Regions from separate parts of the Homo sapiens genome. Here region 2 is linked to region 1. A link is a loop called in an ENCODE intact Hi-C map of the cell type or tissue named here. Cell type or tissue: endothelial cell of umbilical vein. All regions are shown on one strand.

Evidence for each region. Peaks named below come from ENCODE experiments on the same cell type or tissue, not always from the same donor. Only the 100,000 strongest peaks of a DNase experiment are listed, where the experiment ranks them.
Region 2: it touches region 1 in a loop (2.7-fold over the local background); 2 of 110 quality-filtered maps call a loop at or near these places.

The regions. Positions count from the first base shown.
Region 1 is chr2:179,764,248-179,772,247 of GRCh38, reverse strand. ZNF385B (zinc finger protein 385B) reads left to right here. Exons shown (of 10, transcript NM_152520.6): 2 at 1,576-1,727; 3 at 2,446-2,745. The coding sequence starts at 2,448. Among named protein-coding and RNA genes, the nearest start is that of MIR1258, 93 kb to the left of the region's middle. In endothelial cell of umbilical vein, no CTCF peak of the experiment used is centred here; a DNase peak (open chromatin) is centred at 3,227.
Region 2 is chr2:180,074,513-180,082,512 of GRCh38, reverse strand. No RefSeq gene overlaps it. Among named protein-coding and RNA genes, the nearest start is that of EPCART, 47 kb to the left of the region's middle. In endothelial cell of umbilical vein, a CTCF peak has its summit at 4,999; no DNase peak of the experiment used is centred here.

The DNA.
Region 1 (8,000 bases):
GAAGAGCCATTTATTTTTTATGGAAGATATCTTTCTTCCTACTTAAAATATGTATATTTAAATAAATCAAAAGTAGAATAATTTCCAGGATAAATGGCAATCATAAAAGCACAGGTAACATGGCTTTATTTTTAATAAGGTAATGCAAACAAAAAAGTCATAGGAACATTATAATGTGTGTCTTGTGTCTATGAAATACCGTGTGTTAATCTGCAATATGGACAAGCCTGGGCACCTCCAGGTTAAATTTTCAGATGAAAGTGTCAACAGTTCTCCTCTGAGTCAAGGATCTTGCTTCCTTGAGTTGAAATATAAGCTTAGGTTTCAATGATTGAGTACGATGGTGCCTGGCCTCGTTCTGCAAGGTTAAACGTTATTGGCTTTTCTTATGTTTCACAGTGGATTAGTTTTCTAGATAGTGCAAAATGTTAGTAATGAGCTTATTTTAAAAATCACTTACTTATTTCAACTAATTCTTATGATATGTTTTAATATTTTAAGAGAAGATATAGATATTTGAACATAACTAATATGGCACTGATATTTTCTTAAGGTGTATGAGAAAAGTGACTTTGTGATAACATAATATCTTAGGTTTAAAGAATAAAAGCAAAAATATTTATGTGCAGTTCAAACCCCATTTCAATTATAGCTGAATTATTTTCTGTAGCTTAGCTACAGGAACTGCTTAAACCTGATTTCTGCATAGTTTGAGCAGATTTTAAGGCAGGAGCTAAAAGGAATAGATTGACTTGGAAAATTTTGTGTATGAGAGTTCTTTAAAATGGCATTATCAGGTTAAAGTATTAAAAGGGACAAGTAGGTTTTGCATATCAAAATTAACAGTGTTCAGACAACCTTCACAATTGGATGTATGGGTATAAACAAGGAGATTTTTTGGCATACTATACATTAGAATCAATATCTGGTTTTATGGTCATACCTTTTCCGAATTTTAAACATCCTGCTTGTGAACACTCCAGATAGGGTCTTGTCTCTAGTAGCTCCTTCCTTTTCTTAGAGCTCTGAGACAACTTGGATCAAAAGGACTGTTGAAAGCCAATACCTTGCATTCCCCCTGAGTTTGTTCTATAAGAAGTCCCTTACAAGCCATGATCCTTCCTTCATATAAACCCCTCATCTCTTATGGCACAGCACTGCCACCTCAGCCATTCTTTCCCACACATACCCCTTTCCCTTAATTTTTGCCAAATTCCCCTCCCCTTTCTTTTTGGGAAGTGTCTTTTTATTTATTCGAATTGTAAACCAAAATATTGTTATAATCCCACTGATAATTTTGAAAATGCTGGTATTCCTGGTATTAACTAAAATGAAAAATTACATAAAATGGCACTGAAAAAAATAAAATGGCAAGGCAATCTTCATCAACCAAGGGTCTCAAAGTACTGAAAATCCCTTTCGAATCTTCCCTTAGTTTATAATCTACGTCTGTACTCTTATCTAAACAAACGAAGAAAACATCAACACTTAAAAATATAAAAAATTATTTCTTATTCTATTTCATTCCTTTTCAATTACCAGTTTACTAAAATTTTATATTATTTTGTATTTCAGATGTTCTACATTTCAACTCCATCAAATATTAAATTGATGTTTATGGGCTAACCTGGAAACCGAAAAACAGTTTGTTTCACTACAAGAATAAGAAAATATGTCCAAATTCCTGTCAGCTGACTTATAAAGGGACTTTTAGAACACAACCCAATGTAAGTTGCAGGCATACAGTATTTTGTTCTTTGTTACCTGCCCTGCAGTTAAGGCATGTATCTGTTTGTATATGCCCAGGTGTATGCTGATTGTATATATATTTGTGTCTACACATGAATATTTTCACAATTCCAGATTCATGACATCATTTATTCCTTTCTTCAATAAAATTTGAATGCCTATTATGTAACAGGTGCAGTTGTAGGCCTAAGGGATATCCAGAGACGAGGTGACTGTCCTCATAGAGCTCATACTGTAATGGGGAGACAGACATAAGCCAAGTAATTGCACAATTGCCTAAGAAATGCATACTCTGATAGGTGTCACATAGCACTATGTGAGCATATAACCAGATCTTGCCTTGTGTCCAGGGTCAGAAAGGGTTTCATGAGGAAGGTAATTTGCCAGCTGAGATCTCATGGGTGGGAAGTTAAGAGAGTAAAGAGGGTGGGAGGTGATGGGAAGAGGGGCAAGGATGGGGTATAAAGTGCTCCAGGTGAAAGGAACTTCTGTTCAAAAACCCCCAGGCACAAGGAACTCACATTCAAAGACCATACTTGCTTACTTAGGTACTTTTGATGATTTTTTTTCTAGTAGTAACCACTGGGTAGCTGGGCAACTTTTAGCTTAAACAAACCCTTAAAGATTAATTGTAATCATACTAGAAAATAAGGCATATATCATTTCAGAAGCACTTGTACTTGTTTTGTTTTTCAGGCATGAGGTACTCCTTAAGCCCTGACAACCATCTTGAAGATGGAATCATGAATATGGCAAATTTTCTACGGGGCTTTGAAGAAAAGGGGATAAAGAACGACAGGCCTGAGGACCAGTTGAGCAAAGAGAAAAAGAAAATTCTTTTCTCCTTCTGTGAGGTGTGCAACATCCAGCTGAACTCTGCAGCCCAGGCTCAGGTGCATTCCAACGGCAAATCCCACCGCAAACGAGTGAAGCAGCTGAGTGATGGGCAGCCCCCACCACCCGCCCAGGCCAGCCCCAGCAGCAACAGCAGCACAGGTAGGAGGCAGGGTCCCGGGTTCCATGTGCTGCGGGGAGAGATGGTCCTGGTCTGGAAAATGAAGGATTTAGAACAAGACTTAATTTTTACCTTAAAACTGGGCTACCATGATAACATGTACTCTTTCTCCTACAGGTAAAATACATGAGCTGTTTGTCACCTCTCGAAATATTTGTTACACCCACTGACATACACACTGGCACACACACATACACACATATGCACAATTTGTATATGGGTCCAGAGACTTCCTGTATCCCCACAATGTGTGAACACTTCTGAATGTATTTTGAAATGTGTTTAAAATGCATCAGTGATGTCATTTTTTCCCTCTCTTAAAATTAGCTTTCCTGGGTTTCCTTTATCTGCTTTCTATTGGGTGGCATACCACTTGATAGTATATAAAAAGCTACAGCTTTATTTATAACATCCTGTGATGCAGGAGAGGAGCATTAATCTTGCATGTTAAACTTGTCATATTCTTTTAGAGAGTTGCCAGCAGTGTGCTGGGTGTTCTAACAATAGGAACAGGCATTGCCAAAACCAACAAGGCTTCCCTCTGAAATCCAGCACCATCATCCATCGCTTTCACTTGCCTCTCACCCTTTCCTTGTGGGCTGGATAGAAGCAGAAGCTCAGGAATTTTTGCATTTCTGCCTCTGCCCTGAATTCTAAACAATCTTTCAAATCCTTTATCTTATCCTTGGGCAGCCCCTCCTCTTCCACATTGCTGGTCACTGGGTATCTTCACTGTGACAGAATTAAAGAAAAATGTGAAATTTATTGTTATCCATGGTGAAGATTTCTACAAAAGACAGTCTTCCTCCCAAGGTTTGAGGTGGGAGGCCAAGATAAGCCTCCTCCCAAATGTGGGGGAAGAGCTCCAAATTCTACTCTAGCAAGGGTTTGCTCTGTAATGAGGCCCCAGCTTGAAGTGAGATGATACAGAGAAAACATTTGTTGGAATTTCACTCAGTGCTGTTACATGGTTCTTGGTGTGTTGTAAATAAATTATTTTTATATTTCAAGCCAAATCTAACTACTTTTTACTCAGTTGATGATTTAATTTCATTAAATTGTTTTCTTAAGTCAATATTTAACATGCTGTGAAAGAAAGTAAAGGGGCTTACAGCATTTAAGGTACACACTTATAATAGTAGAAAAATTATTTTTCCATTTTCTATTTATTATAATTATTCCAAGGTGTATTCATTTACCTATAGTTATATATTAAAAATATAGTTAATGTTATGGCCGGGCGCAGTGGCTCACGCCTGTAATCCCAGCACTTTGGGAGGCCAAGGCAGGCAGATCGCTTGAGGTCAGGAGTTCAAGACCCTCCTGGGCAACATGGTGAAACCCTGTATCTACTAAAATTACAAAATTTAGTCAGGTGTGGTGGCACACACCTGTAATCCCAGCTACTCAGGAGTCTGAGGCAGGAAAATCACTTGAACCCAGGAGGTAGAGGTTGCATTGAGCTGAGATCACGCCACTGTGCTCCAGCCTGAGCAATAGAGCGAGACTCCATCTCAAAAAGCAAAATATATATATAAAATATATAATATTATATTATTAATAATATTATATATATATTTAGTGTTAGGTTCAAAACTGATACCTAAGTTAGAGCACACATAGCCTGAGTAAAAGTTTGAATTACATCTGTTATGGTGTAAATGTCTATAAATACCATAGTCATTAAAAATTATATTTCTGAAGAATATCTCATGATAGAGGAAATTGTCCAGGATATAATGCTAAGTGAAACAGCAGGAACTAAAGCGGAATATACCTAGTGCTATCATGTGTGCATGCGTACACTATCTACTGTTTAGAGCCTCCACTGAATGAGGTTCAAGCCTGACATCATTTCATTTTTTTTGGTCACTTTCCTCACTTTTGATCTATCAAATTTGTGTTTCCTGCTGGGTAGCAACTCTCTTAACACTCTCTCAACTCATAACTTCTCACTTTTGTGTATTCAGAAAGATTCTTTGATTTAGAAGATTCGGTTCTATTTATAAAAACATCATTTTATTGCCAAATTAAGATTTGTCTAGATGGACTCTAGAACTTAGAGTGGAGGGCTGGGCACATGAGCTTCTACCCTCCCCCTGCCTCAGCCTGCTCTTCAGCCTAGTGGTGGGAAACCATAGAAGGATAGAAAGGCGGAGGTTTACCTTACCTTACAGCCTCTGCAAGGTGGCAATGCTGTTCTTAATTGATGACTACTATTTTGGCTGTCTCTGTGGGACATACATCGTCTTAACAGACCCTGTGGATGAAGGGATCCCCCAGATTGTCCCTTAGGCATTGAGAGTCCCTTGTGAGATAGCTGCATCTTCCAGCTTACTCATAGTTGTTAGCAGAAGCCTTCATTCCTTGACTGTATGTGCCTCTTTCTTCCACACTGTGTTAGTCCTGGCAAGATTGTGTCGTCTGTTCTCATATGCCTCAATGCTGGGGGATTGAGGTCAGAATCCATCTGAGAATGAACATTCCTCTTGAAAACCTGGAACTGCTGGGGCCCAGGCAAGTACAGGTGGAGTGGACTGCGGGGGGCTTTTCTTTCCTGCTCAGGTAACACAGGGGAGGCTGGCAAGCCCACTGACAAAGCAAGCGCCTAAATAAGAAACAAAATGCCAGTCTTCCTTTTTTGCCCATCACTTGGCTTCAGAGAATATTGTGGGTTGAATTGTGTTTCTTCACACACACACAAAAAAATATATTGGAATTCTAACCCCCAGTACCTCAGAATATGACCTTATTTAGAGCTAGGGTCTTTACAGAGGTAATTAAGTTAAAATGAAGTCATTAGGATGGGCTGTAATCCAATATGACTGATAACCTTACAAAAAAACGGAAATTCGGACACAGAGACAGATATGCACAGAGAGGGAAGATGATGTGAGAAGAGATACAGGGAGAAGACAGCCATCTACAAGCCAAGGAGAGAGCCCTAGAATAGATCCTTCCCTCACAGCCCTCAGAAGGAACCAACCCAAGTAACACATTGATTTTTTATACTTCTAGCCTCTAGAACTATAAGATGATAAATTTCTGTAGTGTAAGCCACTAGTTTATAGTACTTTGTTACAACAGCCCCAGAGAACAAACACAGGGAAGAAAATCGAAGCCCATTTCATGCCCACAGAGAAAAATATGTGGTAGTAGATGTTCTTCCCAAGAACTGTTAATTTAAGAGGTGACTTCCCCTCTTCTGGGTCGGTTTTGTAGTGTTGGAGTTGGCATCGATGGGAATTGGGTCCACAGGGTGATGGTTGAGACTTGTTTCTAGTAATAAAAGGTGGCTGACCCCTAACCACTGGAAGTTCTTCTGCCAAATTTAGTATTCAGGGTATTTACAGAACTTTTAGATCTGAGCTTTAGAACAACAGGAAGATTCTTAGAGTGTACCTGAAACCAGTCTGCTGTGTGTGTGTGTGTGTGTGTGTGTGTGTGTGTGTGATCAATGTACCAAAGTGAGCAAGGGACTTGTGAAAAGTAGCAGCAAAATCCTTTTCCCAGCAGTGTCTCCCTAGCCAAATGTTTTATGAATACTCTGGGCGGTGAAAGAGAGACTCAAAGGGGAAGCAAAAAGAGCTGAGGTAACTTAGTTTGCATATAAAAGATCCCTAATGCTTTCCCCATCCAGTTCCAAGGGGTAAGTGGAAATAACAGAAACCGCAGATGGGTCTTGGCTTCCAGAAAGGAAAAAGTAGTTGTGAGTTTCTTTGTCTCACAGGGTCCACAAAGGCAGTAAGATCCTGGTGTTCCTGGCCCCTAGCAAGGGTGGGCAGATGGACCTGAGGCTGTCTCATAATTTCTTATGGGTTTAGGGAGTACAGAAGCTGCTGGTTGAACCTGGGAACCACAGGGACATAGTCTTTTCTGTTAGACTGGGACAGTGGCAGGACAATATTTTACATGTACCACAGCAAAGAAATACCTCACAGTTCCTGCATGAACTAATGACTAAATATCAGACAGAAATAAACATGCCTCAGCAGATGTCCATGTGCAGAAGTGACAGCCAGGCCATAAACACTGCTACCTGAGCCCTGGAACCATGTAAGCCCATAAGTACCCTCCTCAACCCACCCCAAATCTGGATGCAGCTCTGGGGAAAGTCACTCCATACTGCCTGAAATTAAATATCTATCATCACATGAGTTGGAGTTTGTACTAGGCAGCATAAATTATCATTAGCAGGTTTATACTTAAATATTGGCTAAAGGAAAATTTTCAACTAGAAAGGAAATGAAAATGAATCTTGGAGCTTTGAGAAGGAAAGAAGAAAGAACAATGGAAAGAATAGAAATATGGTACATAATAAACTACCTGTAGTAGGGTTCTCCAGAGAAGCAGAACCAGTAGGAGAAAGGAATTAGCTCACACAATTATGGAGGCCTCCAATTTTCAAGATCTGTAGGAAATCTGAAGACCCAGGACAGCCAATGGTGTTATTCCAGCATAAGTCCAAAAAACATGAGATTCAGAAGAATTGATGGTATAGTTCTAGTCTGAGGACTGGCTGGCTCAAGACCCAAGAGGAGCTGATGTTTCAATTTGAGTCTGAAGGCAGGAAAAGAAACTAATGTCACAGGTGGAAGGCAGTGAGGCAGGAAGAAATACGCAGAATAATGTGTAACCAAATATCTGAACATCCAGTGACCCAGTCAAGTTGACACATAAAATTAATCTTTACATTATCATTTTCTTCATGAGTTTTGTAAATCATATTTGATGACTGAAACAAAATATAATCATCTGATGCTAAAAACAGTGATATTTGAAAGTAGGAAAGTTAAATGCTGATACCAATAAATTGTCTGCCATAAGTCACATGTGTATATCATTATAATATTAATGGCAACCACTATGAAAACTATACAAAGAGATACAACCAAAATATAAATAAATAAAGATGGAGTCCTAAAAAGTGTTCAAGTAAACCACAGGACAGAAAGAAGAGAGAAACAGAGGACCAAGAAGCAAAGGAAAAAACAGAAAGCAAATAATAAAATGTCAAACTTAAAGGCTAACATCAATAATTACTTTAAGTGTAAATAGCCTAAATAAGCCAATCAAAAGAAAAAATGCATTAAAAAAAAACCCAACTATATGCTGCTTACAAGAAACTCACTTCAAAATCAATAAGAGGTATGTTGAAAGTAAAAGGATGGAAAAGAATATATCATGCAAACAGTAATTTAAAAAATAAAGGCAGGGGTAGCTATATTAATATCTG
Region 2 (8,000 bases), 310 kb before region 1:
ACCAAAAGCAATCATGACAAAAGCAAAAATTGACAAATGAGATCTAATTAAACTTAAGAGTTTCTGCACAGCAAAAGAAACTCAGAGTAAACAGACAGCCTATAAGAATGGGAGAAAATATTTGTAAACTATGCATCTGACAAAATAATATCCAACATCTTTTAAGAAACTGAAATTCACAAGAGAAAAAAACAAGACCATTAAAAAAATGGGCAAAAGACACGAACAGACACCTTTCAAAAGAAGACATACGTGTGGCTGACAAGCATATGAACAAAAGCTTAATATCAGTGATTATTAGAGAATTGCAAATCAAAACCACAATAAGACACCATTTCACACCAGTCAAAATAGCTATTACTAAAAAGCAAAAAAACAGATGCTGGCAAGATTGCAGAGAAAAGGGAACACTTATATGCTATCGATGGGAGTGTAAATTAGTTCAGCCATCTTGGAAAGCAGTATGGCAATTCCTCAAAAAGCTAAAAGCAGAACTACCATTCAACCCAGCCATCCCATTACTGGGTTTATACCCAGAGGAATATAAATCATTCTACCATAAAGACATATGCATGTAAATGTTCATTACAGCACTACTCACAATAGCAAAGATGTTGAATCAACCTAAATGCCCATCAATAACAGATTGGAAAAAGAAAATGTGGTATATATAAATCATGGAATACTATGCAGCCATAAAAAGTAAGATCATGTCTTTTGGGGGAAGATGGATGGAGCTGGAGGCCATTATCTTTAGCAAACTAACACGAACAGAAAAAAATACTGCATGCTTTCACTTGTAAGTGGGAGCTAAATGATGAGAATTATTAACTCAAAGAAGGAAGCAACAGACACAGGGGTCTGCTGGAGGGTTGAGGGTGGGAGGAGGGAGAAGAGCTGAAAGATAACTATTGGGTATGTAATGGGCTTAATGCCTGGGTGATGAAATAATCTGTACAACAAACCCCAGTAACAAGTCTACATATGTAACAAACCTTCACATGTACTCCTGAATCTAAAGTTTAAAAACAAATACATAAATTTAAAGTTACTAAGAGATAAACACACAGAGAGAAAGAGCCATAGAGACAGCAAAGAAATAGAAAGACATAGGTAATAAAATGAAAAGGTGTACATATGCCTGGAAATTGTTTTAATGAGGAAAATACAGATGCAGGAGGGACAAATGTGATCAGGTAAGAGGAAATGTTAATTTTTTTTTTTTTTACACATTAGAGTGAAACAGTAAAATACCAAAGACGAAAAAGCAACCAGAAAAAAATAGGTTAGCTAAAAAGAAATGACAGAGACCAGAATTTCTAAATAGTAGCAGTGTAAGTAAGAAGATAATGAAATCGTATCTTCAAAGTGAGAAGAGAAAACACAAAAAACCTAGCCAGACTTTTGTACCCAGCCAAACTACCTTTTAAGAATGAGGGTGATATAAAACATATTTGATTAAATGTACCTTTACTGAAGGAAATTCTAATTGACGCACTTCAAGAAGGAGTCTCATCGGAAGAAATGGTAAGCAAAACAAATGCTAAGCATGTTTTAAACTGTGGTAGACATGGTGATGCACTCTCAGTCTCTTTCAAGGAAGCACTGGTTACTGGATAGCTGTCAGCGAACAGCTTTAATCTACCAGCCCCTTCACAGAGCGCCTCAGGTTAAGCAAAGAACTTTGCTCAAGGTCAAAGAACAGCCCACACCTGATGATTGATCAAGGCAGGAATATAATAGCCCAGTCATTTTGTCCAAACTTGGGACAACTCTAGCAGACCATTTTTGCTCCCCGGGGGTACAGCTAGGGCCCTGTGTTGCAGCTTAACTTCTCCCTCTACCCTTTTCTGCTTCCCTTCCTTCCCTTCTGCACGTGTTGATCCCAAGGACACTCCCTAATAAGCCTCCTTCACTCTAAAAATATAAGGAAGAAAAGAAGGGAAGAGGGGAGGAAGGAAAGGGAAAGGAATGAAGGGAAAGAGGATAGAAAGATGGATGAAAGGAAGAAAGGGAAAAAGGAGGGGAGAGGGAGAGAGAGGAAGGAAAGAAAAATGCAAAATGAGAGCATTGCATATCAAAACTTGTGGGATGTAAGTCAAAGCAATAATCTGTGGACGATAGCTTCAGTTGTACTTGTTACAAATCAAAATGAAAAATAAAATTCTTAAAAAGCTAATTAATAACAAAACAAGTTCTAAAAAAGTAAAGAAATTAATAAAAGTAGAAATAGACATAATGACATCAATATAGCCAAAAGCCACATTTTAAAAAGCTGGATAAAATAATCCTTACCTGTGGGATCAAAATAAAAAGAATAAAAACATTACTACATAATATTAAGAATACAAAAGAAAATAAAACTGCAGACATAATATATTTGTAATAGTAGTAAAATATGATGTACCACCAGTTAAATTTGATCATTTTAACTTGAAAAAAATTCTGTACGAACATGTGTTGTCAAAATTATGCCAATCCAATGAAAAAATTCTGAATATGTCAATAATCAGAAAAACTGCAAAATGTTCAAATGAAGGAAAAAAGCTCCGATAGTTTTAAGAATTTTCAAGAAACAATTTCTATGTAGATAAACTTACTTTTTCTGAGTATAAAATAGAAACCTTTTTAAAGCATTCTTTAAGGTATTTCACAATCCTTATGGTGAAGCCCAAAGATAGCTCAAAACAAGGCGGCTAACTTAAGGACATAGGTACAAAATTGATAATCAAATTATTGGTAAATCAAATCCAAAGTGCAGATTTTTAAAAATCTATCTTGACCATTTGGGTTTTATCCGAGAAACGCTAGGGTGGTTCAAGGTAGCCAAACTATTAATGTAATTAATTATATCATACTAAAGCATCAAAAAAATGGAATCATATATGTCAAGAAAAAGCTTAATAAAATTTGTTAAAAATTTTCTTAGTAAAATACACTCACATCCGTAATGCCAGCACTTAGGCAGGCTGAAGCAGGAGGTTTGCTTGAGGCCAAGAGTTTGAAACCAGCCTGGGCAACAAAGCAAGACCCCATTTCTTAAAAAAAAAAAAAAAAATTTAAGAACCCATGATGGTGTGTGTGTGTTGTTCCAGCTACTTAGGAGGCTGAGGCAGGAAGATCACTTGAGCCCAAGAGATCAAGGCCTCAGTGAGCTGTGATTGTGCCACTGTACTCTAGCAGCCTGGGCAAAAAAGCAAGACACTGACTCAAAAAAATAGTATAAAATTTGGTAAAATATAAATTAAAAGCCCTAAACAAGATGGAGTATTTTTTAGTTTTGAGATGGAGTCTTGCTCTGTCACCCAGGCTGGAGTACAGTGATGTGATTTTGGCTCACTGCAACCTCCGACCCCCAGATTCGAGTGATTCTCCTGCCTCAGCCTCCCGGGTAGCTAGGATTACAGACACCCGCCACCTCGCCCGGCTAATTTTTTGTATTTTTAGTAGAGACAGGGTTTCACCACGTTGGCCAGGCTGGTCTCAAACTCCTGACCTCAGGTGATCCACCCACCTCTTGAAATTTAATAACTATCAGGAACATTTCTAGCAACACTGCTTTACAAACTATATTAGAAGTCCCCAGTGTAATGAGGCAAGAGAAAAAAAAACATTGCAAAGAGGTAAATACCATTATTTATGGAAGAATTAATTTTAGACAATCAGCCAAGAAATAATAAAAACTAAGAAGAAAGTTCTGTAGGGAACCAATAAAGATTAAAATGTTAAAGATCAATAGATCTCTAACATATTAGCAATGGTCAATTATAAAATAACAAAATAGGTGCCACTATTTTAGAATAGATAATAGATAATAGAATAAAAATAAGTTATCTAAGAAAGATTCTAATAAAAGGTGTGAAGACAGGTCATACGACTCTTATATTTACCTCTCTATTACATCTGAAATTTATTTTTTAGCATGGGGTAGACAACCAATGTTTTTACAGTAGATATTCAATTGTACCAAGAACATAAATGGAAAGATATATACCAAATTTCTAGATAAGAAGACTCAATGGTTTAAATATGTACTCTTGCCAAATTAACAATTGAGACAGTATGAATAAGATTTTAACAGGATGTTTTAAAACCAAATAATCTGAATCTAAAATTTATATAGAAAGAAGAAGTACTTGGGTGGCCAAAATACTTTAAAAGGAACAAAGAATACAAACTTGCCCACAAGATATAAAAAGCATATCTAAAAACTATTATAGGGTAATTTAGATCTTGAGATACTAGTAACATTTTCAAATCAGTGTGGAAAAGGTAAGCTACTGAATAAACATTATTTAGACCATTAGCCATTCATTTGGGAAGAAAAGCAAAAGAAACCATAAACCATAAAACACATTGGATGAAAATTTTATAAACATGGAATGGGGAAGAGCTTCCTAGGGAATATGAAAACACAGCTTTTGTAAGGAGAAAGATTAACATATTTGAATATAAAAAATATTTAACTTTTGTCCAAAAAAGGATCTCACAAACATTAAAACAAGTAAACAAAGAAAAGAACGATTTACAATACATAAAATACCAAAGTTAAAACCCTAAATATAAGAACTACTCTTATAGACCAACAAGAAAAAGACAAGAACAAACTCAATAGATAAAACAAAAGCAGTGAACAAGCAATTTTCAGAGGAGAAAATAAATGGTAAATAGATGTTAAGATTCTCAACTTCACAACTAATCAGGAAAACATAAAACTGACATAAAAATTTTCACCAGTTGGCAAAAGTTAAATATTAAGTATTAAATTATAAATATTAAATATTATAAAGATTTAGCTTTTAGGAGGATGCTGGGGAATGGACACTCGTCTTTTTTCTGTTATTACTTGTTAATAACAGAAATGTGAAAAAAGTACTGCACACAGTATACATTATTTAATGTTCTTATTAAGAGGGATTTGCTATACTTACAGAGAATTGAGAATTTACAAACGTTTTATTTCTTAAATTATCCTCATCCAATGGTGTACCACATTATACCACAAGGGGATGGTATTTCTCTAAAAAAATTCACTGTCACAGACTAATGTAATTCACTGAGGTAGTGAGGAACACCTTTTAATGATGTCAAGATCAAAATAATTTAGCCTCCATGTTCAACTATAACTCAGAGCTATTGAAAAAAGTCAGTCTTACATTTCTGGAAACACGAATAATTCCTAAAATCAAATGTTCATGGGTTAACCCAGCACTAGAGATGGAATGTTACCAACCAGAACAGAAAAAACAAATACGTAGTTCTGGCCCCAGCATAAAGCTGTCTTCATGCTAGAAGGAGGTTAGGGAGCATGTTGCTGCTTCAACAGCAGTAGCAATTAAGTGTAAAAAAAGAATAAAGTGTTACCTCAACATGCTAATAGAGTCCATTTGGGAAATATCAAGTAGACAAAATGGTTGTTTCCCCAGAAACAGGCAGCAGGAATCCTTGCAAAGAATTCCCTACTCCATGCTTAAAGCACTGGATTATAGGAACCTCAGTTTACTACACACAACTACCAAAGATATATAGCCCAATACTTTTTATGGCAGCCCTAATGGCATTTTATTCATGGGTCGAGTCATAAGCCAATGAGAATAACCTCTCTAATGGCCTGAAAAAGTAGAATACATAACACTATAGCATGAGATGGAACTACCAACAGCTTAAATGATTCTAAATATAGGTCAAATAGCAAAGCAGACCAGCCTTCTTAAGGCAACATGGTGTCATTAACATCTATAGAGTTCTCACTATGCCAGGCTATCTTAAGCTTCATTTAGCTCATGTATTCTCACCAAGACTGTGAGATAGACGCTCGTACTGAGGCACAGGTTAAATAAATGGCAAGGGCTGGATGGAACCAAAATTAAATCTAGAAGGTCTACCTCCAGAGCCTGTACATTTAAATACATGTTACGCTACTTATCACAAGGCTGAATTCTGGACTAGTATTTTTAGGTAGCCTGGATTCCAATCCTTCACTGCCACTACACCTCTGAGGCTGGGAAAAGTGCATTGTTCTGGGGTCTTAGGGTCCTCTACACCCCCACTCACCAACTGCCCACCACTTTCACCCCCATAAAGGAACTGAACTAGATAATGCACAAGGTCTTTCTTTGGTTCATCAATTCATTACAATATTATGAAAGCAGCTATCAGATTGATGCAAAGTGTAAGGTCTTATATGTTTAGATATCTGCCTTCTATGATCACCAATAGCAGCAAAGAAAACTTGTTTTATAATATCTGTCAAAGGCATACAATGAATCACCAGTTTGTTTAAATAAAAGTATGGCTGTCTCTTATCTGCAAACAGATTTTTATATAGAGGGCTATATATGAGCATTATATGCCTATAAAGAGTGTGGGTGTACTGCCATCAAGAAAGTAAATGGAGAACCAAATATAGAAGTTCTAAGCAGAACTTCACAACTCTGGCTTCAGCTGGCTCCAATCCCTCCACTGTGACTTAAGTAATGAGATGACTTTGAGAAGCTTCATAACATGACAGAAATTGCATGTGCTTTAAAGGCATTCTGACTACAGCTGGGCGTGGTGGCCCACGCCTGTAATCCTAGCACTTTGGGAGGCCGAGGCGGGTGGATTGCCTGAGCTCAGGAGTTTGAGACAGCCTGGAGAACACAGTGAAACTCCGTCTCTACTAAAAATACAAAAATTAGCCGGGCATGGCGGCAGGAGCCTTTAATCCCAGCTACTGGGGAGGCTGAGGCAGGAGAATAGCTTGAACCCGGGAGGCAGAGGTTGCAGTGAGCGGAGATGGTGCTGTTGCACTCCAACCTGGGTGAGAGAGCAAGACTCTGTCGCAAAAAAAAAAAAAAAAAAAAAAATTCTGACTACAATTGCTGACATTTTCATTAAAATTAGTATTAGGTAATCTTACAACCATTTTAAGAGGCCTTTGAATTTTTTTATGATTTTAGCTTTTATTTTAGATTTGGGTATATGTGCAGACTTGTTATTTGGGTATATTGTGTGATGCTGAGGTTTGGGATATGATTGATCCCATTATCCAGGTACTGAGACTAGATAGTATCAAATAGCTTTTCAATCCTTCTCCCCTTCATTTCCCAATCTAGTAGTCCCCAGTGTCTATTATTCATCTTTATGTCCATGAGTACCCAATGTTTACCTCTCAACTTATAAGTGAGAGCATGTGTTACATGGTTTTCCGTTCCTGCATTAATTCACTTAGGATAATGACCTCCAACTGTATCCATATTTTTGCAAAGGACATGATTTCTTTTTTGTGACTGTGTAGTATTCCATGGTGTACATATACCACATTTTTTCTTTATCCAATCCACCACTGATGGACATCTAAGTAGATTCCATGTCTTTGCTGTTGTAAATAAAGGAGAGAGATTGAGATTGAGATTTGGTTGAATGATTTTCCTTTAGATCCCAGTAATGGGATTGCTGGGTCAAATGGTATTTCTGTTTTAAGTTCGAGAACTTCTCCATATTGCTTTCCACAGTGGCTAAACTAATTTACATTCCCATAGACAATGTATAAGCATTTCCTTTTCTTCTCAGCCTCGCCAGCATCTGTTATTTTTTGACTTTTTAATAGCCATTCTGACTGGTGTGACATGATATCTCATTGTGGCTTTGATTTGCGTTTCTCTGATTAGTAATGTAGAATATTTTTTCACATGGGCATTGGCTGCTTGTATGTCTTCCTTTAAGAAGTTCAGTCTTTTGCCTGTCTTTAATGGGATTGTTTGATTTGTTTGAGTTGTTTACATTTCTTATAGATTCTGGATATTAGACCTCTGTCAGATGCATAGTTTGCGAATATTTTTTCCTATTCTGTAGGTTCTCCTAATAGCTTCTTTTGCTGTACAGTAGCTCTTTCATCTAATTAGATCCCACTTGTCAATTTTTGTTTTTGTTGCAATTGCTTGAGAACTTGGTCATAAATTATTTCCCAAGGCCAACGTCCAGAATGGTGTTTCCTAGGTTTTCTTCTACAATTCCTA